Linked DNA regions of Mus musculus: regions 1, 2, 3 and 4 are each linked to region 5. A link is a loop called in an ENCODE intact Hi-C map of the cell type or tissue named here. Cell type or tissue: heart. All regions are shown on one strand. Links, peaks and the distances in the headings refer to the core of each region. The heading gives the core; the rest is flanking DNA. Region 1 overlaps Gm40929 (a long non-coding RNA gene). Region 2 overlaps Ranbp9 (RAN binding protein 9). Region 3 holds the start of Tbc1d7 (TBC1 domain family, member 7). Region 4 holds the start of Nol7 (nucleolar protein 7). Region 5 holds the start of Ranbp9 (RAN binding protein 9).

What was found. Hi-C counts contacts between places; a loop is a spot of excess contacts. Peaks named below come from ENCODE experiments on the same cell type or tissue, not always from the same donor. Only the 100,000 strongest peaks of a DNase experiment are listed, where the experiment ranks them.
Region 1: it touches region 5 in a loop (3-fold over the local background); 7 of 42 quality-filtered maps call a loop at or near these places.
Region 2: a loop joins it to region 5, with 2.1 times the contacts of the local background. A loop is called at or near these places in 9 of 42 quality-filtered maps.
Region 3: it touches region 5 in a loop (3-fold over the local background); 7 of 42 quality-filtered maps call a loop at or near these places.
Region 4: a loop joins it to region 5, with 2.4 times the contacts of the local background. A loop is called at or near these places in 11 of 42 quality-filtered maps.

The regions. Positions count from the first base shown.
Region 1 is chr13:43,179,362-43,185,622 of GRCm38, forward strand. The region is part of intron 3 of Gm40929 (a long non-coding RNA gene); the gene reads left to right. Among named protein-coding and RNA genes, the nearest start is that of Gm40929, 11 kb to the left of the region's middle. In heart, for the core only: a CTCF peak has its summit at 3,724 (motif pointing right); a DNase peak (open chromatin) is centred at 3,707; H3K4me3 peaks cover 1,141 bases; H3K27ac peaks cover 2,704 bases; H3K27me3 peaks cover 902 bases.
Region 2 is chr13:43,419,848-43,426,108 of GRCm38, forward strand. Ranbp9 (RAN binding protein 9) reads right to left here. Exons shown (of 14, transcript NM_019930.2): 6 at 5,183-5,367; 7 at 2,704-2,816; 8 at 1,364-1,472. It overlaps Gm26064 (a small nuclear RNA gene), which reads right to left and starts at 6,003; the gene lies at 5,895-6,003. In heart, for the core only: no CTCF peak of the experiment used is centred there; no DNase peak of the experiment used is centred there.
Region 3 is chr13:43,170,407-43,176,667 of GRCm38, forward strand. Tbc1d7 (TBC1 domain family, member 7) reads right to left here and starts at 1,095. Exons shown (of 8, transcript NM_001252639.1): 1 at 903-1,095. Gm40929 (a long non-coding RNA gene) reads left to right here and starts at 1,416. Exons shown (of 4, transcript XR_873309.3): 1 at 1,416-1,436; 2 at 3,178-3,285; 3 at 4,221-4,372. In heart, for the core only: CTCF peaks have their summits at 2,119 and 3,038 (motif pointing right); DNase peaks (open chromatin) are centred at 1,105 and 3,055; H3K4me3 peaks cover 1,170 bases; H3K27ac peaks cover 1,041 bases.
Region 4 is chr13:43,395,153-43,401,413 of GRCm38, forward strand. Nol7 (nucleolar protein 7) reads left to right here and starts at 3,224. Exons shown (of 8, transcript NM_023554.2): 1 at 3,224-3,506; 2 at 3,583-3,643; 3 at 4,359-4,417; 4 at 5,441-5,469; 5 at 5,701-5,782; 6 at 6,145-6,261. The coding sequence starts at 3,253. It overlaps Sirt5 (sirtuin 5), which reads left to right. Exons shown (of 9, transcript NM_178848.3): 9 at 1-51. In heart, for the core only: a CTCF peak has its summit at 3,189 (motif pointing right); DNase peaks (open chromatin) are centred at 3,249 and 3,339; H3K4me3 peaks cover 1,873 bases; H3K27ac peaks cover 901 bases.
Region 5 is chr13:43,478,213-43,484,473 of GRCm38, forward strand. Ranbp9 (RAN binding protein 9) reads right to left here and starts at 2,761. Exons shown (of 14, transcript NM_019930.2): 1 at 2,200-2,761. The coding sequence starts at 2,716. In heart, for the core only: a CTCF peak has its summit at 2,769; DNase peaks (open chromatin) are centred at 2,119 and 3,119; H3K4me3 peaks cover 2,768 bases; H3K27ac peaks cover 2,763 bases.

The DNA.
Region 1 (6,261 bases), core at 1,532-5,531, 300 kb before region 5:
GTCCAATCAAGGCAATGCCCCAGCATCCTATGGATTCCAGCTGTCCCCTCAACTGAGCCTGGAGCTCAGCCCGGGGGCTCGAGGAGAGGAAGCTGCTTCCTGCTATATATCTTTCATGGTTGTTCCAACTCGGCTCTAGGTGATGGCTGCTCCTTCAAGCTGCCGTTCCTGAATTTATCAGTCTTTATCCACCGCTGGCCAACTCTCTACCATTCCAGTCCCCCATAATAATTATAAGACAATGTCCCTGTCCAAATTACTGCGAGGTGTCTGTCTCCTGGTTAGATCCGGACTGATGTGGGAGATTCAGGAAGCATGTAGACAATTGAGGGCTGCCAGCAGAAAAAAGCCTCTTTAGGACCATATGGTCACCATGGAAGTGGGCCCAGAGACCCCAGTGTTAAAAGATCAAGGAGAAATGGGAAAGTTGGCACAAAAGTCAAGAAAGGAGTCACAGCAAGGTAGCACAGAAAGAAAGATGTTCCTGGAGGTCACGATTAATACATTTAACATGGTGGGAGTGACCATTGGTGTCAAATACAGCTTGATGGCATCAGGGTTGTTAGACTCTGTGAAGAGTTCATTCCGATGCCCCGCAGTGGTGGTGCACGCCTTTAATCCCAGCACTTGGAAGGCTGAGGCAGGCGGATTTCTGAGTTCAAGGCCAGCCTGGTCTACAGAGAGAGTTCCAGGACAGCCAGGGCTACACAGAGAAACCCGAAAAAAAAAAAAAACAAAAAACAAAACAAACAAAAACAAGAATTCATTCTGGATAGTCCTTAAGCTCCTGTCTCTGGGCATTAGAGCCGTCAGAGTGTGGCTGGAGCCTAGTGAGTGAGATCCTCTGGAGGTGATTCTAAGTTGCAGCCTCTCTCTAGGATGAGGATTCTTAATCAGGATCAGGTTAGAAGGCAAACAGTCTTCATGAGAGACAGATGGGGTAAAGATTCTCTTGGAGCTGAGCAGGGAACAAGCGCGCATACCCTGGACACACCTGGAGGCCTCCTGAGGCCCCACCCACTATCTCAGCCGCTCTTTGTTGAAGCAGGGAGGGATCGAGGGCTTTGCCTCTCTGGCCTCTGGAGCCACAGGGACAACTGTCAGCCTAAAGGTAAACTCAAATTACACTTGACTGGGTCCCTGTAGACCTTTGGTGCCACAAGGCACACTTGGGTGTGGAGGAGGAAGAGAGGGTATTTTTGGTTAAGCATCTGAGCCGAATGTTTGCGGAACACACGGCTCATGTTGGTAGAGTGTGCTGCATCCTAATTGCTAGAGGCCGGACCTTGTGGCTGACCTGTTACCCGGGACGGAAAAGCCAGAACCGAGCATGGATTGTTAGGTTTGCTTTCGTTTGGTTTCAAGATAAGGCCTTTCTGTGTAGGACTAGCTGCCCTGGAACTCACTCCATAGACCATGCTGGCCTCAAACTCAGAGCTCCACCTGCCTCAGCCTCCAGAACGCTAAGATTAAAGACATGCGGCACCACTGCCAGGCTCCAGAAATTTGTTTTTTAATGAGGCAATTTTGTGGTGGTGGTGGTGGTGGTAGTGGCGGCTCCTGAGCGTGGATTATATGTGTTTGCACCACTGAAAGTAAAAGGTTCTGGTCGGGGGTTGGGGGGGGGGTATAGGGGACTTTTGGGATAGTGTTTAAAATGTGAATGAAGAAAATATCCAAAAAAGAAAAAAGAAAGAGAGAGAGAGAGAGAGAGAGAGAGAGAGAGAGAGAGAAAGGAAGGAAGAAAGGAAGAAAGAAAGGAAGAAAGAAAGGAAGAAAGAAAGAAAGAAAGAAAGAAAGAAAAAGGTTCTTTATGTACAAGTACAGATCAGTCATCGATTGTGGGTGTGGCTGCGCAGGGTGGGTGTGGCTGCGCAGGGAGGGTGTGGCTACGCAGGCTGGGGGTGAGAAGTACAACGGGAAGCTAGAAGTCAGAGGACAATGCACAGGAGTCAGTTCTCTTCCACCATGTGGATCCTGGGGAATCAAACTCAGGCCCTGAAGCATGGCAGCATGCGCCTGCACCCTCTGACCCATCTTATGGAAAACAGTTCTGAGACAGCTGTAAATGGTCTGCGGATCAGCTGCTTGGCAGGTGGCAACTGGAACAAGACCTTTCTCTCCAAGACACAGCAGGAGGCTCAGAGCAGTTTCTACCTCTGCAGAGCTTGGGTCGGATGTTGTCTCTTACCTGGCAGGGCAGATGCTGGGGCTGCAGACGCAGGATGGAGTCGGATAGCAACCTAATCTCAAAGCATAGGGAACAGCAAAAGGGAACGGTGGGCCATGGGGTGGCCCACAGTCTCTGATTGTCACAGCCAGGTCTCACCATACTGCCTTCCATTTCTCCAAGATGGACTTTGCTTAGGCCAGGAACTGCCAAGTGGCCCAGAGGAAGGATGCATGGATAGGCAAGTTAGAGAAGGACTAGAGGTGTTGCTCAGTCCATAGAGTGTCTGCCTGGTATGCACAAAGCTCTAGGTTCAGTTCCCAGCACCACACAAACGAAGTGTGCTGGCCTGTGCCTGTAATCCCAGCAACTTGGGAGGTAGAGGCAGGAGGATTGGAAGGTTAAGGTCATCTTTTGTTACATAGTGAATTTGAGGCTAGCCTGTGCTGTATGAGACTTTTGGGAGGGAGGGCAAGGAAAAGAAAAGAAACTCTAATGGGGATGATGGAATATATAGCTCATGAATATGTGGACAGGTAACGCTGGTATAAGCTGAGATTGTCCACAGAAGTGGCTGTTAGTATAGATGCTAAAACACAGGAAAGAGAACATTAAGTCTAAATGGCTCAGAGCCACTTGACAACAAACCTCAAAATACTTCCCTGAAATGCTGAGATGCTGGGTGTGTGGAGACATAGCCAACACTCCAGGAATGGAAACAATGGAGGGGATTGCAGATTGCGAGTCATCTCACCAGCAGTACCCTACTGACCCTGTGCAGCCTCAGTGGCTTCTCGACAGACAGGTAGAAATCTGGTGTTGCCATGCCTTGTCCAGGTCACTAAAGCCCTCTTGGCAAATGTGTGACTCCGTGGCCTGTGTAACCTGGGTAGTACCTGCAGCGCTTCGCTCTGGATCTGGGCTGAGAAAACCTGCCTGGGAGTGGATTTCAGTGCTGTGTTGTAAAGCAGCCTTCTCTTCCCTCCATCCTGACCTGCTCCCGAGTCTGTGGGTCAGTGGAGCGCCACTGAACTGCACAGAGCTGTGAGCAATGCATCACAGGGGATTTAACTTATCTGAACACATCACTTGTGAAAGGGCTTTTTGTAAACCCTTTATCTGGGTCAAGGATGCTGAATCACTGTTAAAGAAAGCACAAGGAGGCTCTTCACAGATAGGGGAACAAGACTCGGCTGCTGCAGACTCCGGCGTCTGTGACCAGGCTTGAATGGCTCCACAAGCCCTGGCCTCATTCTGCAGCTTTCAGTGTGGGGGATGAAAGGCAATTCGGAGCTGGAAAGAGTCCTGTCCTGGAGTCGCTAGCTGTCAGTGCTAATGAGCTGTCTGCAGACCTCTGCCAGGCTCAGAGGGAGCCTTTCATGTACTCCACCTGTGTTAGCAGCCGCCATATAAGGAGGATTTGTTGCCCTAAAGAATTACAAATGCCCCTTTTGCTTTGAGACTCTCCAGGGTAAGAGGGGTTCATAAAGGTGGCAGAAGAGACAAAATGAGACTATCCATTCCCAAGAGTTAGGCTGGCTTCCCTGGCCAAGGCCAGAAGGTGGCGCTGTGGTTCAACTACTTGAGACGCTTTCACGTTTGTGTTTCAGTGCCGTAAAACATGCATAACGGACGTTTTAATTATTTTTAAGTTTATTGTTCAGTGTCATTTACTAATTCATATAACTGTGCAGCCACGGCTCAAATATCTCTAGAACTTTATGAAGTTGTGTGTGAGTCTGTTGGTTGCTTGTTTGAGACAGGGTTTCCCTGTATAGCCCGGGCTGTCCGGGAACTCAACTCACAGGCTGTCTCCCACTCCTCCCATAAAACAGTGTTGGCAAATCTGCTGCTCCTCCAGCGCCAGCAGCAGTGCCTTTCTTGGCTATGCTGTTAGGTTATAGGTAAAACTGAATTTTCCTTCCCCTCCTCCCCCATCCCTTTCTCCCGCTCTGGTCCATAGGTTTATTTGCTTCACATGACAAACGGTTGTGAACCACCATGCGGTTGCTAGGATTTAAACTCATGAGCTCCGGAAGAGCAATCAGTTCTTTTAACCACTGAGCCATCTCACCAGTCCATAAAGCTGAATTTTCAACATGCGTCCAAGCCTGCAGATGGTTCCACTTAAGATTGCCATGGGAGAGCAGTATTTTATTGTTGTTTTTATCTTGTGTGTGTGAGTGTTTTGCCTGCACATATGTCTAAGCACCACAAGAGAGCTCTATCCTCAGGGGACAGAAGAGGACAAAAGATCCCATGGGACTAGAATTTCAGACAATTAAGAGCCTGTGGTGGTTTGAATAAGAACAGCTCTTGTAGGCTCATCTATTTGAATGCTTAGTCACCAGGAAATGGCACTGTTTGGAAGGATAAGAAGGTGTGGCTTTGTTAGAGGAAGTGTGTCACTGGGAGAGGGCTTGGATGTTTCAAAAGCCCAAGCCAGGCCCAATGGCTTCCTGCTGTCTGCAGATCTTGAAGTCAAACTCTCAGCTATCCTGTTTGCCTGTGTGCCACCATGCTCCCCACGTGAAGATAATGGACTAAACCTCTAAAACTGTAAGCAAGCCCCACTTAAATGCTTTCTTTTCATAAGAGTTATGGGGTCATGGGGTCTTTTCACAGCAATAGAACACAAGAGACATAAGACAGAGCCATATTGTGGGTACTGGGAATTGAACTCTAAGTCCTCTGGAAGAGCAGTCAGTGCTCTTAACTGCTGAGCCATCTCTCCAGCCCCAGTATTTTTATTTTTAATGAATACATAATTGTACAAGTATGTAAAGATAAAGCCACAATCTCAGATAGTTAATATTTCGTTGTATTTGGAACTTTAAAAATACTGTTTTGAAATACTCAAATTACATGCACGTGCACACACACACACACACACACACACAAACACAGTGCCATTTGACATCAGAGGTTACCCGCTTATCCATCCACTCTACCCATGAACCATCTCTGTCTCTGCCCCACTCCTCCTTCGGTGCCTGGCTTGTTTCATGTAATGCCTTCTAGTTCTACCCACTTTGCCTTAAATGATAGAATCCGGATCTTTTTATGGCTGAAGGATACTGTTATGCGTGAATGCTACACAGTATCTTTATCCGTAGAACCCAACCGTGATGCATTCCTAGCTTCATCCTGTCTCATCTATTGCCAGTACTGCTTCCATGGGTTTAAGTGGAGCTGTTTCTTCTACATCCTCAGTGAACGAGTCTCCCCAGGGACTGCTCACCTCTATAAGCTTGCCACCTCAGGCATTTGTCACAACTGTAGAAAGCCAGGGCACTGATTTCGTCGCCTTAGATATCTGCACAGAGGCACTTCTGCTCTGCTTTCCTACAGAGCCCACAGTGTCCGTTCTCTGTGGTCCTGTACTAGTTTACACGACCACGTTGTAAAGCCTTCACCTCACCCGTGATCATCCTAAGTGGAGAGAGATAACTTAGGGTGGGTTTTTTGTTGTCCTGGATATGATCAGTACATAGCATTTTGTCAGATACCTACCTGTTGGCCTTTTAAAATATTGTCTGTTAGCATTTTGTCTAAGTTCTGCCCCACAGTTACCTGGCAACAGTCAGGCCCAGGCGTGCCTGACTCACTATAAAAGGGCTGCTTGCCCCCTCTGCTCTCTCTTGCTCTTGCCTTCTTGATCCTGCTCTGTCCTCTGACCCCTCCCCCCACTCTCCTCGTGCTCATGGCCGGCCTTTACTCCTCTATTCCTCCCCCCTACCCCCACTCCAGCCCCCTTCTCTGTCTCTACTACCCTCTTGACTCCCCTCCCCATGCCCTGCATAAACTCTATACTATACAGTCCTTGTGGCTGGTCCCTCCGGGGGAAGGGATGTCTCTGCATGCGCCAAAACATATCCCCTGTCTCCTTTTCTTCTTATAAACACATCATCTGTTGACAAATGTCCATTCAGGTCATTGGTCCATTTTTAAAATCAAATTGCTCGGCTCTTTTGTTTTTGCTGTTTTTCTGGGATTAAAGGCGTGTACCACCACCGCTCAGCTTGAGTCGGTTTTCTAACAAGGTGCACATCTATTTCCTTCTGTGTGTGGGTAGCTCGTTTCCCCAGCAC
Region 2 (6,261 bases), core at 1,000-4,999, 59 kb before region 5:
TCAAGTGAGTTAAGTAAGCAAGATTTGGCACGCATGCACCTGTACAGCCTTCTCTCTCCCACACAGCCCTTCCTGACCCAGCCCAGGCTGCACATCAAGCTCTCAGCCACAATGGACCTCAGTTGACTTTGTACTGCTTACAAGACTGAAATCCTAAGCTGAGTTTGACTTTGTACTGCTTACAAGACTGAAATCCTAAGCTGAGTAGCATCCCAACCCCCGTTTTGTTTTTTTATAGAGGGTCTTACTTTGCAGCCCTGGCTGGCCTTAAACTTGTTATATGCAGACCAGACCGGCCTTGAAATTTCTGAGATTCACCTGCCTCTGTGTTATGAATGGTGGGTTGATTAAAGGCATTCTTTTTAAGTAACAAAGATTTTTTTTTTTAAATGTCAAATTAGAAACCTAAAATGCAGAAAATACGTGTTGATGATGACGTGGAAAGATTGGAACCCTTCTACTCTGCAGGAAGGAAACCAGAGTGCAGCAAAGAACCAGTACATGGGGTTCTCAAAATGCTGAGCACAGCAATGAACCAGCAATTCTACTTTTAGGTAAATAAAGAATTGAAAGCCAGGCCTCAAGCAGATGCCTGTATGCCTTTTTCCACAGTAGAATTATTTAGTCTTCTAAAGTCAACTGAGGTCCATTTTGGTTGAGAGCTTGGTATAGCAGAGACAGACAGAAGCAACTCCATCAACAGACAGAAGACTAAACAACATGCACTGCTTACACACGATGGGATCATCTTCAGCCTTCAAAATTAAGGAAAATTCTGACACATGCTACAGTACAGATGAAACTTATAAGGAGCGTACACTCAGTGACTAAGCCAGTCACAAAATCAATAGTCTCTGAGGACTCTGGGCAAGTGAACAAGGGAGAAGCAGCTAGTGTTTAAAGGGCAGTCTAAGACAGAAAAGTCCCAGCAATACACAGAAACGCAAGTGCACCTAAATGTGTAATAATGGGTAAAAGAGCAAACTGTGTTCATACTTTACTATCACTTTTCAATATATCCAAAGAGCTACTCAAGCTATCTTTCAAAGAGCTGGCATTACTGCTTTCTAAGGAGACATTCACAGTGTAAAGATGGAATGATAAAAGCCAATCCAAGTACCATGTGCACAGAGACCCTAACACAAAGCACCTTCTCTAGTCACACACGCTAAGCATCTGCTCTGCTACTCGGGACATGCTTAGCTCCACATGTTCTTTAAAATGTCATTTAAATGTGCTATATTATCTAATTATATGTAAATAACTGAAGCAAGGGAGACCAAAAATCAAAACCGGAAGTTATGAAGATAATTTTAATTACTTCAGATGTACAGCATATAAAATAACATTTACTAAAACTTACTTTAATGTGAAAAGGAGATTGGGATTTCTTTCAAGTAAACTTGGGTATAACTGTTGTGTTGTTTCAATGGCTTCTCCCATTCGTCCTGCTAACACCAACTTCTGAATTCCTATTCAGAAATAAAAGCAAAAATATTAAACTCTACAAAAGCAGAGACAACCTTAAATCGCTCCAGAAAATAAGTAACAGTGAAAACCTCTAAACAATTATTGTCAAACTCTCTTTGTCTACTAGCTTTAAGTTTAGATTAGAAAATCCAAGAAAAAAATTAGAAAAGTTACTTCAGTAACTACTTTAAAATATCATAAATAAAAATATGTAAATATTATAGGGAAAACATGCATTGTACAGTATTATATTTTCAAACAGTAAGATTTAGAAGACTACACTTAAGAGAAGACATAAACTCTTACTGGCTCTTCAGACTCAGGCCTGGAGCCGCAGCCCTTGCCTAGGCTGGAGCTTCAGTAGACTAAAACCCTGAGTTAGTCACCTCCCCTGCTGAAGGAGGGCACTAGGGCAGGGGGAGGGAGCAGCATGCGGGGAGCACAGCACCAGCGCCTGGCTCACCCTAGCCGCCTGGCTCACCCTAGCCGTCGCACCTAGGACAAGATCCGTCCGCCCAGCCTACTGATTCTGTTTGCCTGTCCGATTTCCCACCCTGCCCATCAGGTGGGATCTACACTCACGGGCTGCAGTACTGACTTTGGAATGTCTGACTTACATCGGCTGTCAGTCTGCCTTGCCCTGATGAAAACAGTACCAGCCACAAGGCCCTAAGCAGTAACATACTTATGATCAACACTGCCTTAAATTTAGGCAGCAAATTAGAAGATATTTAAATTTCTTTCAAAGAAAAAACTTATTTCATATACTATCTCCACTACCTCATCAAGACTACCAAACCAACAAAAGGAAACTTTGCATCTCTGAAAGCTTAAGGCGGCTTTCCTGCCCCATCCTCCACCTGCTGGGTGCTGACACCTCCATCCCAACCCACAGGAAAGTCGGGTGATTTTTTAATGGAAACACAATAAAGCCATTTACTTTTAAAGTTCTAAGCTGCATTTCTACATTTAAAACTCCAGTGTGAACTTTTAAAACAAAACTGTCCTGAGTGTGGCATGAGGGTGAGCAGCTCGAGGTCAAGCCTGGGCTACAAAACCCTGCCACAAACAAAAACAAACACCTCAGAGAGTCAGTGCAGACAGATTTGGAGGCATCCACTTTAAAACAATATATTGGGGAAATTTTTAATAAAAATTAAGTTTTCTAAAAGTCAAAGCAACCAAATGTATGATTTAAAAACAAGTATTTGCTGTGTACCACAGTATTCTTACTTTGTCTATTCTTAATGGAAGCTAATTCTTCTAGAACAGTCTGGTCTGTAGATCTGGCAAAGGCCTCTGCTGTGGCACAGTACCCATGGTGGACTAAATAAGATGAAACCATTCTTAAAACAAAAAGAAGAAACACATCTTTTAGTCAGGAGAATACATGCTTCAGACTACAATTTTTGTTAACAAAGTACAACTTGGTATTACAAAAATCAATCTATTTCCTTGAAGCCTGGCTCTTCAATCTTCAATTTTAAAATAACTTGAGAGTAACATTTTGCTCTAGTTATGAATAGTCCAAAACATAATTTAAGATAAGACGAAAGACATTAAAATCGTCTTTTTTACATTTAATCCTTGGGTCCTATTACCCTGGTTCTTTATCCATGTTCCCATTATTCAATCCTACTAACCAAAATGTCTGTCTCACCTTAATTACAGACATCCCAAAAAGAGGTTAGTTCAGAATAAAACACCTAGCTTTGAGATAACTGATTAGTACTTGGTGTTCCGCAGTTCCAACAGCATTCTGTGTTCATCCTGCAGATGAGATGAGATCTCACAAGTGTGAGGAGAGACTCTAATGTTAGCCCAGAGAGAGAACTGCTCAGAACAGAGTCCACAAGAAACAATTAAACAATGTGGAATCAGTCTTGCATCAATTTGATCGTTTTGGACAGAAAATTCATTGTGCAAGATTTAAAGACAGTGATACATTTCTAAGACAACAAACTTCCTTTTAAAATATAGTTAGCAAAACTGGTAATCCAATATATTAATAAAAAACTTGTTACCTCCAATCACTATCTTCCCTAAACAATACACAAAAAGGTTTTCTTAATATTTAAATCATCCCCCAAGAGCTCCCAGGAACTAAGCCATCAACAAACATGGTGCCAGCTGCATATGTAGCAGAGGATGGCCTTGTCATGCAACAATGGGAGGTGGGGGTGGGTGGATGGAGGAACGTCCTCATAGAAGCAGGGGGAGGGAGGATGGGATAGGGAGTTTGGGGGGGCAGATAAGGGGATAACATTTGTAATGTAAATAAAATACCCAACAAAAAGAATAAAAGAAAAAAATTTAAATCAAAGAACCTTTAAAGCAATTATAAATATACTTTCACAACCATGGCATACTGATGATATATTTGAAGATGTTGGCTATTTTACTGGCCTAGATTATACAATCAGAATGGTTTAATTTAATGGTATTTAACTTTTGTATATATGCAGTCTACATCAGTCTTTAACAACTGTCACTTAATGCTAGTGCTATCTAGGCACTGTCTCTAGACTTTTGACAGACATATAGTCTAGAAAAGTCGAGTGTCACAGGAATTCAATTTTGTTGCTGCTCCTTACAAAATTCTATGAAATAAAGCATATAAAGCCACTACAAAGCTCTTCCTCCTAACAGATTTTAACACTTACTTTCTTCTCTGCTGCTGGCCATCCTCCATTATTATTAATGAATTCAAAGTATATATGCTGCACTTGGGCTAACTCCACAGTCATTGCTCCTTGGTCTTCATTTCCTTTACCTTATCCTAAGTGTCTAATGGTAACTTATATAAGAAATAGCATTAAAAATAGTTACTAAGGCTTTTTTATTTCTAAGATTACAGTTACTTACTTGTTTATTGTGAGTATGCATACACACACAATAGCACACATGTGGAGGTCAGAGGACCTGTAAGGGCTTGTTTCTCCTTCTAGTATGTGGGTCCCAGGAACAGAACTTGGGAGGAAAAGCTTGGCAGCAAGCCATCTTTCTGCCATCTTGGTGGAATAGCTTCCCTACCCAAGTTTTTAAATTTTAATTTAAATTTTGAAGTCTTTTGAGTAGAGACCTATGGGTAGATTCCTGGAATGAAATGCTAAATACAAAGTAAAGAAGGGGTTCGCTCCAATCATTAGAGCCACCCTGCTAACACTCTTACAGAGACGAGCAACCCACACTCCTCAGCGCTGGACCATCCCGTGTGCCCACTCTGGCTGTACCCTCATACTTGTCTGCATTGAGAGGAAGCATCAAACAACCATTCTTTTTCCTCCATATGTACCTGAACTACTGCTGACGATGATCACAGAACCCACAATAACATACGATCTAGGTCACCCTCTAAACTTATCTCTTTTTTGTCAACATTTTTAGAAGTTTGACTGCATAACCTACAGACTTCACTGAGTCATCTTAGTAAGGGTAAAAAAACTGAATTACGCTACTTTTATGGTCAAGTGTCTCTTTACTACCTCCATCCAGTTAAATCAGACAGACACAATTCTGAGGGTGCTTAAACCAATGCTATTTTACTCCAATTGGTGGATTACCTTTTGAGATTAAAATATAATCACTAGTACACACAAATGATTAGGATTTAAACTAGACTTCTGGAGATACATCTTTGAAGACAAAAAGAATAGTTTGCCTATAAACGTTCAGTGTTTGAATCTGTACATTTAAAATTCCTTGCTCTTACTTTTGGATCATGGTCTGCCATTCTCCTTCTCGATCCCCGATAGGAAAGCGGTCTATCTGGGCCTGTATTTTGGTTCTCCATTCTCGCATGTAGTCTTCTATATCAAACACAAAAGGATGTTGCCCAAAGTTGGCATCAACCACTTCTCCTGGTGTCTGAAGCCCCACAGTAGGATACAAATTTGGCTGTAAGACAACATATTTCCTTAAGTATCTAGTTATTGTACACTAAGGACTTCATTGCCTTTGCATTGCAAGTATAGAAGCATAAATTATATAATGAGTATTTTAAAACCTCAATCTAAATATGAGCAGAGGACAACTAAAACAAAATACATTATATGCTGGATGAAAAAGTGTTCTTTCCTTCACTGTAACCATCAAAAAAATATAAACTAAGATACCCACATGGGTGACTCTGGGGCCCTGCCACACAACCCATGTGGCCTTGCATTTCTAATGCATGGAAATTTAACCCATGTCTTCAGAATATCATATAACAGTTATTAAGCTTTAAAATTAACTCAGCCTTTATATAAACTACATATCTAAAAAATGTATATTATAGCTGGTTCACAGAAAGTACCATTTAAAAATCACTACAATCATTACCAGACTATTTGTAAGGCCTGCCTTTACAAAGACAGTTATAAAAACTTGCTTTAAGCAAGACACAGTGTGGCTATAAGGATTCACCACCACCCCCCGCCCCTGAAAGCATGGAACACTTCACAAATTTGCAGGTCCTCCTTGCACAGGAGCCATGCTAATCTTCTCTGTATCGTTCCAATTTTAGTGTTTATGTGCTGCTAAAGTGAGCACACTTTGGGGACTTTCAATGCAAAACTAAAACCTCAAAAGTATAATTTCAAAGGAAGAGACAAATCTGAATATTCAAACTGAAATGCATTCAAATATACCCTAAGTTATTAAAGTGAAAAAAAAACCTCATCAAATATAAAAAGAAGTTATCTTCAAATACACACAGACAAAATGCCAGATCCCTTCTTTTTGCTGTTACTGACTGTTGCATTTAAAGAGATCATGTCCTAGTACTCTCTAAATGCCAATTTCACTCCT
Region 3 (6,261 bases), core at 1,016-5,015, 310 kb before region 5:
TGTGGACCACGGCTTCTGGTCCAAGATAGGTATGTTTTAAAATAAGAGGAGACATCCAAAATATTAACAAGTTATTCAGTTAGTAAAATTCTAGGTGACCTTAATTTCCTTTTTTGTTTGTTTGTTTGTTTTGGTTTGGTTTTTGTTTTGTTTTGCTTAGCTGTCCTCTCGAAAATAGGCATTTGGAGAAATTAGAAGGGGGTGGAGGGAAGCCCTAAGTCCTGCCCTTATTTTTCTTCCTATAAACACAATTCTACCAAGTTTTGTATTATCAAAATACAAAACTCCAACAGAGAAAAAGCATTAAAGTATAACCAGAAGACGGCTAAAAATCTGGCAAGAGCACTCAAATCATCTCAGAGAATACATAATTCTTTCAGAACAGTCTTTGTGATATTAATGGTAAACCAAAAGAAAAGATCAAACTAGGTTTAGTGACTAGGCACTAAAGATGCAAACATTCTTCCAAAGAATAAAGTCCTCAGCTACTAAAAGCCCCCGAGACGTCCCCAGATAACCAGGGGAGTTTGGACTTCTTGTTGGGAGTTAGATATCTGAACAGCTTCTGTTATGGGGAAGATTGCAATTCATTTTTGAAAAAAGCTATTTAGAATTTAGAATTGCCTTTAAAGAGTTCCACGGCCTCTTCATAGCTGTTAAAAAAAAAAAACCCAAAGATTAAAATGCAATCTGTAGTTTGAGGGCTCTTTTGGTTTTTGTATTTTTAAGCATTCGCTGCCCCTGTCGTCTATCGACAGCATTCCTGGGACTGCACTGTGATGGCACAGGAGTCGCCCTGAAAGATGCGCTGTCAAATCTTGCCCAGGTGACTCCACCTGCGGGAAAGGTGCCCACAACCCAGTGAAGCCCCAGGCCCCGCTCTCCCGGTATGCACGCTTCACCTCGAGTAGAGCAAACACACCCGGCTCAGACTCAGAGATCCGGGAGGCGGCGGAGAACCGGCCCGGCAACGCTGTGCTACCGGCAGGCAGACGGAACCATAAGCGTCAGGGCCGAGCGAGCGAGGGGAGCGATGCCATGAGACACCCGGCCCGGCCCTCTCCGCCTCTAACTCCCGCCGCCGGACGTGACGTCGCCCCGGATGCGCGTGCGCAGAGGACATCTGCTGGGAGTCCCACCCACACGTGGATGTTAACCGGGTGAAGCTGAAGCCCTGAGAGGTGGTAGCGGCCGAGTCTGTGCGCCCTTGAGTATCCACGTCTGTCCCTCTCACCTCGATCCCGAAACCCTGGTGATCGTCTCCCCTTCGTTCAGAGTGCTTGCTTAGGGCACTCTTCTGCCCCGTGGAAACCGGGATCCCTCAGGCGGTGTTTCTTCCACCTCGCCCGGTGGAAAATCGGAAACGAGCCTTTGCTAATCGATTGGGCTGCACTTCTTCTTCCAAACGTTCCAAGTGACCATGAGAAAGCAAATCAGTTAAGTCCTCAGCTATTAAAAACTGAGTGATGGGCAGGAGAGATAGCTCGACAATTAAGAGCACTTACGGCTTTTGTACAGAACCCGGGTTCAAATCCCAGCACTCACGTGGTGATTCACAACCATCAATAACTCCAGTTGCAGGAATTCCAAACTACCCCTTCTGATTTCTGCCAGTACGGGGCACGCGCATGGTGCTCATGCACGCAGACAAAACCTTTATACACAAATATTTAAAACTTAAAAACAAAAACTTATTGGTCCCCCAATGATCAAGGAGGGATAAGCAAAACCATTTGTTCATCGTTTACTGTGCAAAGGGGCAGTTGCTGCCATTTGCCTTTTGGCAGCTACTCAGACCTAGAATGCCAAGCGCGCAGTCAGTTAAGGCTGCTTGCTTGGGGAAGCTGCGAGCCGCTGGACAGAACTGGGGCATCCTGTGTGATTTGTCACGGAGAGCATGTTCTTTGTCCATCCCCAGGTGGCACTGAGTTGGAAGCAAGGACTGAATTAGGGAACTATTAGGAAGATATAGCTGTCTGGGACGGACTACTGATTCGTTTTTTGGATTGTTAGTGCCAATCTGGCTCACTCACATTGTAAGCCCTTCCTCCCGAGGTCTCTTCAAGTATTTTTATCACAGTAACAAGCCAAGGAGGTAACACGGCCGCAGTGAGGCGCTGTCCCCATGAGTGTTGGGAAATTACTGCAGAGAAAGCAGTACCTGGGCCGGAGAGTTAGGGATTTTTAAGGCTGTGAGTGAGTGCAGCTAGTGGTGAAGTCACATGCTGAGCTGGCTAATCTTACCTCAACCTGACACAAGCTAGAGTGACTGAAAGGAGGAAGCCTCAAATGAGAAGACACCTCCATGAGACCCAGCTTTTTCTTAATTAGTGATTGATGGAGGGTCCAGCCTATTGTGGTGGCCCCGGGTTCTGTAAGAAAGCAGGCTGAGCAAGTCATGGGGAGCAAGGCAGTAAGCAGCATCCCTCCATGGCCTCCGCACCAGCTCCTACCTCTGGGTTCCTACCCTATTTGAGTTCCTGTCCTGACTTCCTCCAGTGATGAACAGGTCTGTTGAAGTGTAAGCCTCATAAACCCTTTCCTCCCCAACTTGCTTTTTGGTCAGGCTGTTTCATCACCGCAATAGAAACCCTCAGATAGCATACAAAAGGGCCTGGGTCCACGCCAATTGCCACTTTTTAAAGTACTCACTAAATCATAATGGCAGGAAATGACAACCTGGACATGTGTGTATGAAATGGAAGTCATAGCATATTTGAGACTCCACTCCAGTCTGGGCATGTCATGGGGCACAAACAAAAGGAGAAAGTAAAACGGTTTGAGAATTGACTGTTAACATTCAGTTGTGGGAAGGCTGGGCTCTATGTGGTTGCATTTGCAAGCAGCACCCAGAAGCTGCTGCGGGTTGTATGTCCATGTCAAAGTGAAGGGCGGAGGTGTGAAGGTGCCTCGAAAATGAATTCTAGGATGCTTAATCAAATCTTAAGCAGAATGCACGTCAGGGATCCCCACCACAAACGTGGCATTTTACCAGCCCGGCAGCCCCAGGAACCCAGTACCCTGTAATTCTCAATAGAAACAGCAGAGGGCAGCAACAGCAGTGAGTTCAGATAGGCGGCACATTGTCCTGTAAAGGGGAAAACCAAACTGCCAAGGCAGGCTGGGGATTTTGTCTCCACCAACCCAGTAGGCCACAGGTCCGTCCTCACCTTGCAGGTAGAAGTTCCTGAACAAAGCATAAAAGGACCTCTGTTCACCAAGCAGAAAGGACACAGAATGTCCCCGAGAGGCTCATGTGTGTGGATGTTTACCCCACAGTTGGAGGTATGGTCTAGGGGAGGTTTCAGACCTGGAAAGGTGGAGCCTTTTGTGCAGAGGGGATTTTTGAGATTGGAGGTAGGGTAGAGATGGGTGTTTGATCTTCAACTGGAAACTGTAAGATACGGTTCGTGTTGATTAGCTGAAATACATTCTGAGGAATGATGCCTCAATAGACATTTTGAAGTTGGGAAAATATAGAGCATACTAAACAAAATAAGATAATTAAGATGTAACTGGGCCACATAATCTGTTTTTCTAAGCACCTTAACTCTGTAGACCAGGCTGGCCTCAAACTTGTGGTCTTTCTATCTCAGCCTTCCTCCAAGTGCCAGGATTATGAGCATGCGCCACCACACATATAATCTTACGGAACCATTGTCCTGTGTGCTCTCCTCGTGGACCTAGCAGGTAGTGCAAGGCTGTACTTACTGCTGATGACCCAGTTCAGTGGTATTTAAAGAATGGGCCGTGAACCAGTCTGTGGGGCAAGGATGGCCTTTTAGAGTAGGCATGGAGGTCTTTTATAGCAGTTTGACAATTATTTTATGTCTATTGACATATAGTAACCAAAATTGGGAGTTTATGTTTTGTGTGTCTATTATTTCAGTTTTCTAGTAGGTGATGGATCATCATTGGTCTCAGGATCAGACAAAAAGCCCTGTTGTTGAGAGTGTATAGAGAAGTAAAAATTCATAGGAGATACATACATGCATATATACATACATATCTTTATATATGCTTTCATGAAAAAAAATAAACCCATAACAATTGGTTGTTTGAGCACAGTGTTGGCCTACACCTTTAATCTCAGCACTTGGTAGGCAGAGGCAGGCAGATCTCTGAGTTTGAGGCCAGCCTGGTCTACAGAGCAAGTTCCAAGACAGTCAAGGCTATGCAGAAAAACCTTGTCTCAAAAAACAAATGACACTGGCTTTCAGTTCTAGAATCCAAGACCTGGTGCATGCTAGTCAAGCGCTCTACCACGGAGACCACCTGCAGCCCAGCACAGTCTCATGAACAGGGAAGAGCTGCTTAGTTGACTCTCGGGATCATCAAAATTAAAATGCAATCAGAGATCAGCACTCAGAAGGTAAGCAACAGAGTCGTCACAGGTTAAGGGCAGCCTACGTCACATAGGGAGTTCACGAAAGACTGGTTTGGTTTCTTATAGATGTTATTTAGGGATGTGGAATGGAAATTTAGAAATATTGCATTTATAAAGAGGACATGAGCTGAATTTTTTTCAAGGAAGACACAAATCAGAGGGGGAAAGATACAGTGCTCTTGATTTTCTTGGCGGGAAATCAGCTGGAAAGTAAGCAGCCATTGTGGTTTTCAAGCGAGCCTAAGTATCCAGCCACATAAAACCCTTCACCTGGAGATGTTCCTCGGTCCCAACTCTTCCCCCTCTCTGCTGCTCATCTGTATGCAATGCCATTTCCTTAACACAAGACTCTACAGTAAAAAGCCAAGGGTGTTGGAGAGATCAGTGTGTTCAACCATCTTGACCATCTATAGGGGTTTATCAGGTCCCCCGCCGATAACATGACCCGATGGGAAGAGTAGGTTCGGCTAGAAGGGGGCTGCAAATATCCATTCCCTCTTCAACAAAATGAGTCTGTGTTATGTGTCAAGTAGCAGACGGGATGCACACTCTTACCCTGGGGAGCTTACAGCATGCTGACGGAAACCCCAGTTGCTATGGTTTGGATGCCCTCAGAAAATTCATTTTCAAGATTCATCACTTCTCTGAGGGTGGGGATTGATCAAGTATATTTTTCAGGTGGAGCCTTTGGGGAAAATTAGGGTTGAATGAGGCTGTAAAGGCGGGGGTGGAGGTGGGGACACTGATCTAATGGGACGGTGGCTTTATAAAAGAGAAGTCTCAAGCAAGAACACTCAATCCTTTTCACCACATGAGGCCCCAAAGCACCTCAGAGCCCTGCAGCAAGGAGCCCCCGGCAACAAGGAAGTCCCCCCCCCCCCCCCGCCCCACCTCCCCAGCCATCATCCAGGTTTGACCTTGCAAGGCTTCAGAACCTTGAGTTTATCAGCCTTTCCTTGTGGATTTCTCCCTCCATGGTGGTCAGCTACCCCCGCAGGAAATGGACTAACACCAAATGTAACAGGTGGTACTGTCAGGTCAGAGGAGACTTCCTGGTCCCCGGGGTCCCAGGAAATGAAGGAGTTAATTTACTGCTGTGTACATGAGGAGTGTGTTTTAAGGGCACTGTGAAACCACTGAGGGGAAATGTCATGAGGTGGCCTGCTGGTCTAGACACTCGGGTGCTGCACATGGGTCTTGGGGTGGTAAACACGTATCCCTGGATGGTGTCTTGACATTCCGATTTGGTTCCCCTGTAGGCCTATTAAGCCCAACTAAGGGTCATTTGCTCTAGAGAGATTACATTTTGACTTCCACCTCTCTGTGATTGAGCTCAAACTCAATTTTAAATTTAAGTTCAAGTCAGGTTTAGCTGTCTCCGAATCATTGGTTGTCATTTTCACGATATGAAACTGTCTCTGACAGCGGGGCACAGACAGCGAGGCTTCTCAAGCTGCTAGTTAGGTAAAGCACTTTTCATTTGACTTCCCTGTAAAACAGGTGATGGGGAACTGTATGGCACGTTGGTCTGTCATGGGGATTGAAGAGAAGAAGCCCACGAAGCTCTTATGGTTATTTCCATAGCTAAAGCACGACAGCTACTGTTGTGGTCATAAAAAGATAAAGAAATATAAGAAAATGTTCTAAGGGGCTGTAGTAAAGTGTGGGGGAAGAGGGTGCCTCAGTGGGCCCATGCCAAGGCATCCCTCCCCCAAGGGACCAGGACACATGGTATAGTACAGAGTAGAGTTTATTAAGGGCATGGGGAAGGGAGCTCAGAGGGTAGTAGAGGCAGAGAAAGGCAGAGAGAGGGAGAGAGTAGAGAAGTAGAGGCCGGCCATGACCATGTGGGGTGGGGGAGGGAACAAGGGGGA
Region 4 (6,261 bases), core at 1,442-5,441, 83 kb before region 5:
CTTGGGCAAAAACAGAAAAAGAGAATTAAAACCCTGAAAGTTAAACCCTCATACTTATTTTTTTGTACTTTTTTTTTGTAGAAATGCAACTACTTTTATAACTGGTAACTTACTGTATAAGGATGTTCCTCCAAGAGCTGCCCTGGCTTGGGGCTTCGTTTCTTTTCAGTGCTTACTTCCCTTGGATGTCTTACCTTAAAGAATACTGAATAACTTGCAGCAAGAAGTCACGCAAAGCAAGAAGAGGAATGTCCGAGTAGAGACATCAGAATGAGGACAGGAACACTGCAAATCCACGTTGAAGCAGATGTGCTGCCTCTAAGGAAAGGAAGTGATGGATGACCGTTGCTTCACGTCATAAGTGAAGGAGAGATAGTCTTTGCCGGAGCTACAGGTCCTTGAGAGGATGGCCTTTTTAACCTTGCAATAAAGTAGCAAGAACGCTGCTCTGTCTTTAAGCTCTACCTGCTGATGCAGCCGGGGCCTGAATGAGAGGGATGAGAGGCCCAGAAGGAAGCTGTGGCCACTAACATAGTAAATGCCCTCCTTTGGATCCAGTCAGTTCTCCAGGTAACTATGGACCTGGTCCGCCTCCCCTCAGCCCCTTCAGAAATCCATTTGCTTTAATATCTTGGGTTTCTGTCCCTAGTTACGTGGCTATGACCAAAGTACCCGAGAAAACTTAAAAGAATGAAAGAAAGGTCCATCATGTCTCGGCTCACAGTTCAGAGGAAGGCATCTCAGCAAGGAAGACCTGGGGGAGGGAATGGCTTGGTCTGCGGCTGCGCAGGAAGCAGAGCCAGGGACTTCCAGTACTCCATTCGCTTTCCCGGTTCCCTAAGACTACAGTCCGCTCCTCCCATTCAGGGTATTTCTTCCTCAGCGAATCCTCTCTGGGAACCAGCAGGCACATGGAAAAGGTGTGCCTCACTGTTGCGTTAGGTGTTTGCCGAACCCGGCATAGCCGGGTACTGGAAAGCTGAAGACAGCAAGTTGGAAACGAAGAGGTGACAGACATCGGAACAAATGCCAGAAAGGCATGCAGAAAAGCTGGGGTCGGGTGGGTTGCGTCACTTGGATGGAGGCCACGTCCTATGCAACTCGGGGACTCAGCAAGTTTATTATGGGTAGCAGAAGGAATAGGGGTTCAGAAGTCTCTATGGGAAGACTGGAGGGGAGCCATTTCAGGTTGTAGTCGCCCACGAGGAAGGAGCTGCCCTTGCTAGTTTTTGCACACACTGCCAACATTGGCACAGGAAGCCTTTGCCATTTCCCTGAACCTGACCCAGGGAAAGCTTTGCCACTGGGGCATCAGGGTCCTTGACACTGACGTGGCTGGACCCATGTCAACAATACTCATTTACTCAGGACTTCGTGGCTCCCCACAGGTGTTTGTTAGTCCAACCATGTTGACATTTAAAATGATCTACCGCAGGCAACAAGGGAGAGTTGCGTGTACCATAGGTGACAGTCATTTGTAACAAATCCTAAAAGTCCTTTGCGTGAAGGAGATAGATTATCTGACCAATTGGGAGTCTGGAGAAGTAGCCAGGCAGCATGAGGGTCACACTGGAGGTGGTAAGCTGAAGCTAGGGAGCTAGTTATAATTTCAGTGATACCTTTCCAAGGTGTGTGTCTGTGTGTCTGTCTGTATGCAATGGCTATGCGTACTGCAGGGGCCAAAGCCCTTGGAGCCCCTGGAACTAGTCATAAGTGGTTATGTAGCGGGCGGTGGTGGCGCACGCCTTTAATCCCAGCACTCTGGAGGCAGAGACAGGAGGATTTCTGAGTTCAAGGCCAGCCTGGTCTACAAAGTGAGTTCCAGGACTGCTAGGGCTACACAGAGAAACCCTGTCTCGAAAAACAAAACAAAACAAAACAACAAAAAAAAGTGGTTGTGTGCTGCTTGACATAGGTACTAGAAACTGAACTAAGGTTCTCTGGAAGAGCAAGCAGTAAGTTGAAGTTCTCTTAACTGCCGAGCCGTCTCTCCTGCCCTCTGTGACACTTTAATGCGGCATCTACACGTATGGACCATCACATGCTTTTGGTAGGTTGTCACCGGGCTTCAGTTTAACCTCTCTCAATGCTAGTTACTGTAGGGGTCTGCTGATGCAAACATTTGTTTTCTTGCAATAGGTTTCACTTTAGTTCAGGCTGGCCCAGACTTTAAGATGTTCTTGCTTCGGCTTCCCGAGTGCTGGGATTTCAGGCGTGCACTACTCTGCCGGACTCAGAGAATGTTTTTCATTTGTATTTTCTATCTGACCGAGCCCAGACGTTTCAGAGCCACCCTCCCCATCCTTCTCTGCCTACGATGTCTCTAGCAGTTCTTGTTTTGTTTTGTTTCTGAGACAGGGTTTCTCTGTGTAGCCTTGGCTTTCCTGGAACTCACTCCATAGACCAGGCTGGCCTAGACTCACAAGAGTTCCTCCTGCCTCTGCCCCGCACCACTAGGATGAAAGGCATGCACCACCACCTACAGGCCTTGTTTTGATCTTTTTATCCACACTTATTTGTTCTTTTTAAATTGGAAACTGCTTCTAAACAAGAGGGGGGGGGGGATAAGGTTTAGAAGTAGGAAGTATATATGTTAACTAACCATTTGTCGAACATATAGTGTGACATTAGAAATCAATGACTTTAGAATGGTAGAAGCAACAGCCAGGTGACTTGAGTATTTAGAGAATAGTGTAACTAAACATGCCATGGTCTCTGGGTGGGACGTTGAAAGTCAACCGTTCTGCGTAGGGGAACACATATCAGAGAGGACAGCTCATCCAAGTGCACGGATAGATTAGGGAATGAAGAATCATTTCCTACTGTATAGCTGGTAAAAGACATCACGTGGGCCATGTATTCCCAAAAAATATATGGGCAGAGGATTGCAAGGGTTGGAGGGGGTGGGGGTGGTGATGGGGGTGGGTCGTACACAATACATACAGGGATGCATCTCACAAGCAACGATGGTCATTTATTTCGTTATTTATTATACCCTTGCCTCTGTTCCATAGATCTAAGCAACCTGGGGGAGAAAAAAAAAAAAAAAAAAAAAAAAAGGCGGCGACACCTAGCAGCACGAAACCACGCCCTCTTACCCCCCCCCCCCGTCTCAGCCATGAAAAGCCCCGCCCTCCCGCGCACGCGCCTCAGCACGTTTCGCGGCCTCCGAACCAGCAGAGGGCGTAGAGAGCGCGCACCGCGCACGGCTGCTTCCGGGTCAAGGGTCAGACAGCCGCCTTTCCGTTTGCCATGGTGCAGCTCCGGCCCCGCTTGTCGCGTATTCCCGCGCCGGCTGAGGCGATGGTGGACGAGGACCAGGCGGCCTCGGAGGAGGAGGAGGCGGAGCACGGCCTGCTGCTCGCGCAGCCTAGCAGTGGCGCGGCCGCCGAGCCCCTGGACGAGGAGGAGGACGCGGACGACGAAGCCCCGGAGGAGCTGACTTTCGCCAGCGCCCAGGCGGAAGCCCGGGAGGAGGAGCTGCGCGTGCGCGCGAGTGCTCGCAGGTGCAGCGCCCGGGAATGTTGGCGCCTCGGGACTCCCCAGGCTCGGCCGGCGCTGACCCGACTCCTTTCCTTCCAGGGATAAAACGCTGTTGAAGGAGAAGAGGAAACGGCGCGAGGAGCTGTTCATCGAACAGAAGGTTGGACGCGGGACTTGTCGCTTATGTAAACTCGGCCGGGGCTAGAGTTCCCTTGCTAAAAGCTCCTTAAAGGATAGGGTACTGGAGAGGTGCAAGGGCCATTGGCGTTTCTTGGAGTCTGCCGTAATTCAAAGTAGGCGTGGAAGCACTGACACTCATCTATCCCTGACAGTAGGTCTTACAGGCTTCCAGAGGTGGTGAGGTTTGCTTGAGTTTTTAAAATTCTAGGCTGGAGCTAATGATTTCTTTTTTCGCACCCCAGAGATCTGATTTCGAGTGGCCATACCTAAATACCTTTCAGTTAGTAGCCGGGATACTTGAACGTTGAGCTACTTTGGGTAAAATGACAGGGAATGTATTGGGCTTTCTTTTCTTTTCTTTTTTTTTTTTTTTTTTTTTTTTTTCTTCCGAGACAGGGTTTCTCTGTATAGCCCTGGCTGTCCTGGAACTCACTTTGTAGACCAGGCTGGCCTCGAACTCAGAAATCCGCCTGCCTCTGCCTCCTGAGTGCTGGGATTAAAGGCGTGCGCCACCATGTCCGGCCTGTATTGGGCTTTCTAAATCCAGTCTTAATGTTGTCGGTTTAGAGGCAGCAGGGACGTATTCACAGATTGGCCCGAATTCAGGACTGTTCGAAATGAGTAACGTTAGAAGTTATCTCCAGGCATACCTGTACCTCACTTTAACTTGTCATCAAATGTCTTTATCCCCAAAGAAAAGAAAGCTGCTTCCAGATGCTGTATTAGAGCAGCTAACTACAGCTTCAGAGGCCGAGTAAGTATTGCAGTTTCTACGTGCATAAAGTCTGTAGACCCTAAGAAATTCTCCCCAAACTTAAAAGCTACACAGTGCTTTTGGAGTTCCTCAACTTTGTCTAGCAAGATAGATGGTAAGTAAGTGACTGAGAACATTTAGTGTTGCAGCAGGAACTTAAACCCAGACTTTCCTTTAGCTTGCTCTACCTGCCGCCACCCCTTTCTCTGTTCCTCATTTCGTTTAGCAGCCGTGTTGCCAGTGCTTCAAACCCAAAGCTTGAGTTTACGCCCTGCTGAATTCACTCCTTGGTACATTCTTTTTGTTTTTCTAGACAGGGTTTCAGTAGCCCTGACTGTCATGTAACTCTTGCTCTGTAGACCAGGCTGACCTCAAACACAGATTTGCCTGCCTCTGCCTCTTGGTGCTGGGATTAAAGGTGTGCACCACCACACCTGACCTTAGAACATTCTAACTTCTCAAGTCTTTTTTCTTTTAAATCAGAATAGTAGTTCCAAATTGTTGGTTACTTTCCATAATTATTCAGATCTTTAATCCATGAGGTATATAAGCAGATGTTTGTGCTTTTAGGTGAGGTCCTTCTCTTTCCTACCCGAGGTCAAGTGTGGACCCTTTCTTCTCGCTCCCTCCTCCATAACTTCCCATCTGTACAGGCCTCTGTGCTTTCTCTTCCAGGCAGTTTAGTCACTCCGTAGGTACCTGGAACTCATCCTTGGTCTCCAGGGTCCAAACTGTTGTCTAAATCTAGTTTCTCAATACTGTGAGACTAGCACCAGCCTTTACTTGATCTTTGGAATGCTAAGTTAACAGTTCTGAGTTTCTATTAACAGTGCTCAAATTTAAGTTCTGAGGACACTCCATACTAGTCAAATGACTGGGAGTTGTGGCAGCGCTGTGTGGCTCAGTGAGGAAAGATTAAGGGCAGGGGTCATGAAATCGAGAGAGGATCTTGGATACTTGTTTTGAGTACTCTCTATTGCCTGCCAGTCCCATCTTTCGTTTTTTTTTTTTTTCCTCCCGCAGCATAAAGAAATCACCAGAAAACGTAAAAGGTATGACTTGTCCTTGGTTAAGTAACTTCATGTAATGGTAAAGTGCACTTGCAGAAATTTTTGGTTATTTGTGGTCCTTAGGCCTGGCCAAAGTTGGCTTAAGCCTGTTTTCCACTATTTTCTTCAAAATAAAACCTGTACTCACATGATAGGTGGTCACCAAAGTGAGTAACTTCCATTAGGTGTTAATTTATATAAATACTACTTACAAAGTGGATCTTATTTTTTCAGTTAATTTGAAAAAGAAAAGTGAACAGCATGCAAAAGGAAGAAACTCCAAGAAAGTTAAAGTACAGAAAGTGCAGTCTGTCGGGTAATGAGTTTTGTTCCGTTTTCCCCGTGGGATGCAGTTTCCATGTAGTTGATAGTATTGGTTTACTTGTAGAAAAGTATCAGTTTTGATAGTAACAAAGTGAGATCATGTAGGCGTTAGGAGTCATAAAGTACAGTCCCTGCCTTGTTTCTGTGAGGCCCTGAGTTTGACACCACCCTAACCCCATCCACCTTAAGGACGGAAAAAGTTGGGTTAAGGATGTTGGCCAAGTGGTACAGTACGTACGTAGTGTATGGGAGCCACCTTGGGTTGACTGTCCCCAGCACCATACACTACAGAGTTATGCAGGAGAACAAGCATGTACCCTCTAATTTACGTTGACCTTTTGTATTAATCACCAGTCAGATTGAAAGCTACATGGCTGTAAGGCTTAAAGATGAAGATCTGAGAGATTCAAGGCAAGAGGCAGCCAAACACTTCATCCACAGTTGTTTATATGGTTCAGATTCCAAAAGGAC
Region 5 (6,261 bases), core at 1,254-5,253:
CCCAATTTAGAAAAACATTTTAAACACAGGATGTGTTCAGAGGAAAAGAAATAAATGATAATTCTTGGAAACAAGTATGATCAACCTTTTAAAATTTTATAACACAGAAAAATACAAATAGTAACTTTTCATGTTAAGGAAACAAGAACACAAGAATACATTACATAAAACATCTCCCCTTAAATGTGTTTTATAAGTTTTACTATTCACTACCTACAGCACCACCTTTTGCTGCTGAGACACACAGGAAAAACAGCAATGACAGAAAGCACAGACTTTAAATAACAAGGCTAGATGAAGGCTTGGAAAAGAGACAGTCTTTGTAATTCTGGAAAGGGAGACAAAGAGGAGAGAAAAATGGGGAGAGGGATGACAACAGCGAATCTGTCCTCCAGAACCCATGCTCTATGTTTATGAAACAGCGAGGTTTCCAGAAAGTGAATCTCAATGTTACACAACACAGTGTAATAAAAAGGCCGACAGAAAGAGTAACTGCGACAACAGTATCCTAACATTGGAACCCCAAGCACACAAGCATGCATTTGGCTCTGGCCCAGATGATTCATTTTACATAAAAGAAGTAAACACGACTAAGCAAGGTGTATCACAAGGCTAAGTAAGCCATAATCACGAGTTTTAAGCGAAAATTCCTTACCGAGTACCCAGCTGGACTCCCACATCACTCAGAAGAGGCTGAGGCCCTCTCTTGTGACATACCTAGTATCACCAGTGACTGCTAGAACTCAGGAAAGCTAGGATTCTTTGTTCACTAATCTCCCCTACACACACAGTCTCTGCCTTTACAAGCTTTTTATTTACTATAAACTACAAATTTAAAATAATAAAGTTTTGTCAAATCTAACAAAAGCATTCTGGCTGCCAAAACAGAAGTAAACACTTCATAACATAGCACTCACTGTTCACACAAATTTAAAAACAAAATTAAGTAACAATCTACAAGGAAAGCAACAAAATGTCCTAACTGAAAGGAAGAAGAAAAAAAAAACTTCAGTATTTTGAAATTTTCAGCCACTTACACCAAGGAACATAACGTTCAAAATAATAAGTACTTCTTTGGATCTATGGCAAGAATAAAAAGGAATGTTCAACAAGGCCCATCTTTGTGTAGATTCTTTACAGCCAAAGCATTCAGCAGATTTCTGTTGCCATAAGCGTTTCTAATTAAATAGTAGCCGATTTGTCAAGAGTCTTCGCAAACCCTGTTCTGAATTCTTTCAGAATCTTACAGCAAGGTTGTTTATATCCTCACTAGGAGCCAAAGACCCTTCCTTTAGAGCCAATCAAAATGAGCCTGCTTAGAATGTAAAATCCTCTGCTTTAGATTTAGGGCCTAAAACACCGACTGTGTTCAAACTGATACCACTGCATTTTTTTCTTTGCCCCTTCCACACAGCTAAACTTGACGTATGCCATTAATCTGAGCTACATTTCAAAAACCCCTTACTGGCATTTATAATCTTCTATACAACCAGTTTGCTTAAAGCTTTGTTTTAACCTAGGAAAAAGTGGGGATGGGAGAAAGCAGCAGCCTAAGGTGGTTAACTTTGTTAACTGCAGGTGCAAAATATAAGCCAGTTTTGGTTTTTTTTTTTTTGTTTTTTGTTTTTGAAAATGCTAATCGGTATGTTTTAAAACCCTTGTTTTCAACAAAACTTCATGTAACACCAACCCGGAAACACGGGGCATTTCCAATCCGGAGGGGGGGGGGGTCTGCTCCCCGAAGAAAACAGGGAATCCTGAGGTTCCTCTCCCAGTTGCTTTCAGTAAGGTGCAATGATGGCCAACTTGGGCCCCTTGTCCTTTTGTCCCCCTAGACAATCTCTGGCCTAATTTGGGACAAATCCTCCACTGATCACGCCTCCCTCCCCCTCCTGTGGATCTCTGTTCTCCCTTAATTAGAAACTGTACCTCGGAATCGTGCCTCTCACCCCTGCTGCGTAAGAGGAGATGGCCTGACCCTCCACCTGGAGAACAATGTAACCCAACTCCGGCCCATAGATTTATCTCCAGGAAATCAGAAGGTGCGATGTGTCTGGTCATCCCGGATTCCCTCAAAGCGTCCAGCTCCGGGCCTAGGGATCCCAGCTCCTTCCCACCTGGGACCCCACTCTCACCTTCCCTCGCCCAGAGCCTCGCCCCGCACCGTCCGATCTCTCCGCCGGACCCCGCGCCCCGTACCTTTGTAGTGCACCCGCAGGTTGTTCTGCGAGAGGCCGATGTAGCTGAACTTGTCCTTCGGGCTCCAGGACCGGGGCAGCGGCGTCTCCTGCTCATCCACAGCCGGGTAGAGGCGCTTCAGCCGCCTCTGCAGCTCCTTCTCCTGCTCGTTGAGGGCCGAGTCGCCGTGCGGGAAAGGGGCAGCGGCGCTGCTGCCCGCCGCCAGGCCCGGGACCGGGACGCCTGCGGCCGGGCCGGGGCCCACCGCCAGGCCGGGCGGCGCGGTGGCGGGGGCGGCCGCCGAGGCGGGGGGCGGCGGCGCGGCGGTGGCCGGGGGAGGCGGCGGCGGCGGCGGCGGGTGGAGCAGCAGGGCGGCCGCTGCGGCCCCCAAGCCTCCACCGGGCGAGCCGGCCGGGGAGGAGCCGGCGCTGGCGGCCGCGGCCGCGGGCAGGGCGACTCCGGAGCCCGGGGCCCCGGCGGCGGGCGGCGGCGGCGGCGGCTGCTGTTGCGGCGGCGGTGGCGGCGGCTGCCCGGACATCCCGGCCGCGACTCAGCCTGCGGCACCTCCACTCGTCCCTGCTTCCTCCTGCGCTTCCCGGGGGCGCTGTCGCTGCGGCCGCCGGCACCAGGCGCCCAGAGTCCGCCCGCCCCGGAAGCAGGCGGCGGGCCGCGCGGCCCGGCGGAGCGCGGCGGTTGAGGAGACCGACCGCGGGCGGGCGCGAGGGAGCGTTGGCCAGGCGCTGGCGGGCACGCGACCGGGAGCGATGCGGTGGGACAGCGAGGGGAGCGGGCGGAAGGGCGCGCGGCCCTGGGCGACGCGGTGAAGCGGGGAAGAGAGACTGCGAGGAGGTGCGAGCGGCCGCGGCGGCCGCTGCTCTCGCGGCTGTTTCCCGGCGGGCGAGCGAGCGGGCGGGCGGCGCGAGACGCTGCGCGCGGGCGGCGCCAGGCGAGGAGGCGGGCCGCGGCGCGAGGGGCGGGCCTGGTGCGCGCGCGGACGGCCTTCTCCGCGGCCTGGGGCTCGCCGGCGCGGGCGAGGACGCGGGCGCGGGTTCGGCCGCGGGCCTCCGGTGGCTGCGGGATCCTAGCTGCGCCGACCGGCGGCCTCGTCGCGTCTCGACGGGCCGTCCCCCTCAGCCGCCGGGAGGCCGCAGCGCGCCCAGGCGAGAGCAATCGAGCCCTGCTGCGCCGCCGGGAGCTGAGCCCGGGGTTTCTAACGCCTTACCGCCTAGCTAGCGGGTCAATAAAGGGCCCTTGGAAACCATTTCTGAAGGCGAAGTCTCCCGCTTCATGAGTGACCCTCTCGTTAATTAATTAATTTATGAGGAGTCCGAGTGAACTTAATGGGGGAGAAACAGCCACGTTAGGAATACCAATCAAGACGGGCAGATCGTCAAAGGGCAGGAATGCGAACTGTGTGAGCGTTTAGGAAGGGCTTCTGGAGACAGACGTCAAAACATTTTATAAGCTCATTAATTCTCATCATAGGCCTCTTTGTTAGGTAGCAGAGAATTATGCCCATTTTTTTTTAAACATGGAAATATTTACTGAGGTCAGCAGAGTTTTAAAAAAGGAGACTTCCTACTTTGCAATTCTCAGTAGAGTGCTTGGTCAACCCGTGTGGCACAATTTGCCAAGTGTTGCTCTCTGACCCCCACATAGCATTACTAGTCTGTTTTCGGCACTTCCCTTTGTTTAACCTACCCTTTCCTTAGCCCGGCAAAAATCAGGCTTCACTCCCATAATCTACATGGTACAGATTCCGATGCTGTGTTAGCTTCCGGAGATGATATGCTGGCTCTGATTGGACCGTATAAGCATGGAATGGTTGGTTAATAGAGAACTAGTTATTTTGTTTTTGAAGCGAATGGGTCAATGGTGACTTAATCGAAGACTCCCATGGACATAGCGCCTAGCCAGTTGTAGCAGTCCTTCTGCCTAATTTCCATCTTAAATTACCCACACTAGACACTCCATTGTTCATTAGTAATAAAATGCCCCATAACTCTAACCTCGGCTCTACATTTTTTTTAACAAATCACAGCATGTTTACATGACGCCACTGAATTTAAAAAACACTAAAACTTTCGTTTATACTAAAATAAAAGGAGTTCAATGGAAGCCATGTTCTACATATTGGTAGCCAAGATGGACCCCACGGGCTCCAAGCCTCATCAAACAACCTTGACATTCATTAAGATTTTACACATGGACTGGTGAGACGGCTCAGCAGTTAAGAGCACCGATTGCTCTTCCAGAGGTCCTGAGTTCAATTCCCAGCAACCACATGGTGACTCACAACCATCTGTACTGGGGTCTGATGGCCCCTCTGGTGTGTCTGAAGACAACTACAGTGTACTTATATAAATAATAAATAAATAAATATTAAGAAAAAAAGATTTTAGTCATGAAATTTTTCTGTCAGGGCACTTAGAACTTTTTACATACCCTAGGCACTGTTAAGGGAATGGAACCTTCTGAAACCTTGTCAAAATCTTTTTCTTGGAGAAACTGGTTGTCCTCCAGTCGGTGTCAACAGATTAATGAACTGTAAGGGAACATTGTAAAACGGCACTTTCCCACATCAGCAGAAGCAGAGAACCTTTGGGGATATCAGTGTGGTAGATAAGATAACCGTACCTTTTGACTTCTCCGTTCAAAAAATTAAAAACCAGACTCCGGAGATGGCTCGGTTGGTAAAGTGTTTGCTGTACAACCTTGAAAACCGGAGTTCAAGTCCCGATTAAAAAGTGGGGTGCGGTGGCCCACACTTGTAATCCCAGTGGAGAGACAGAGACAAGAGCGTCCCTGGGGGGGCTGGATGACAAGCAAATCTAGCTTACTGGGTAAGTTCCAGAACAGTAAGAGATCCTGTTTCAAAACCTAAAGTGGATAGCTCCTGAAGAAAAACACCTGAAGCCGACTCTGGCCTCTCTATATTTGGGAGCACACACACATATGCACACGCATACCCTTACTTATTAATAAGCAGAGAGTGAAAAGTAAAAGCCGAGCAACAAAAGGGAAGTGCGGAAATATTCATGGTAAGGGAATGCATGGAAGTAACTGAAATGCCCAACATGAAGAGACTAGTTGAAGAAATTATCCATATACCTCATAATGGGATTACGGTTACAGAAGCACACGCTGCCTATCTGTGCAATTTTTCTTGTTTTTCCTCTAAAAGCCTCCCTTTCTGGCAGTGGAATTGCCAAAAGAGAGCCAAGCAATTAGATAAAGGCACCATTCCCCACCCCTCTCAAGCTAGTCGGTGGATCTCAGGCCCAATTTCAGACACACTCCCTAGAGGCCGCTTGCATGGGCACACACTGAAACAAAGATTTTATGGCCTTTTTAAAATGTGGTTTAACTGACACGGAAAAATGACTATGATGTACTAAATGAAAAGAGGCTCTCCAATAATTATAGCACTGTCCAAATCATTACCTAAAGACATGAAAGGATGTCATAAAAATGTTTCAATGATAGACAATTAAAATGTATAATTAAAAGTAAATTATTACAAAATATTATAATTGTACATAGACAATGTGTAAAAATCCATTAGCCATGAACTTGTTCGCTCTTCCTGGGCCTAGAATTTTCCATCTTTATCGTATATTACAATATTTCTGTTCGTCCACATCTGCTGATTTTCTCAGTGACAATAAGAGCCGAATCTGGCTGTCCTCAGCAGACACAGACCCTAATGGACATTATTGGATGGTTCTCAGAATTGACTAGAAATCTGGACAACCAGAAAAACAAAGGTCAAAAACATTAGGCCCAGGCCCTGAATGGAACAGAAATCAGCCCCGAGTGTCACCTTTACGTCAGCCCCTCCAATTTCTGACTTCTGATCTCCACACCATTCATCCATATTTCACAGTTGGAAAGCAGGCATCCCGTGCCTATGACAGATTAAACCAAGTGTTATAGGGATGCCAACTGATGGATGCTTTTGGCTCAGGATAGCCCTGCAGTGCCTGGAGTCCTCAGAGCTCATCTTCCAGACAGTATCCACTGAGTATCTGACATCTCATCTTCTGACTATGTCCTGACATGGAGTGGTCAAGAGCATACTAT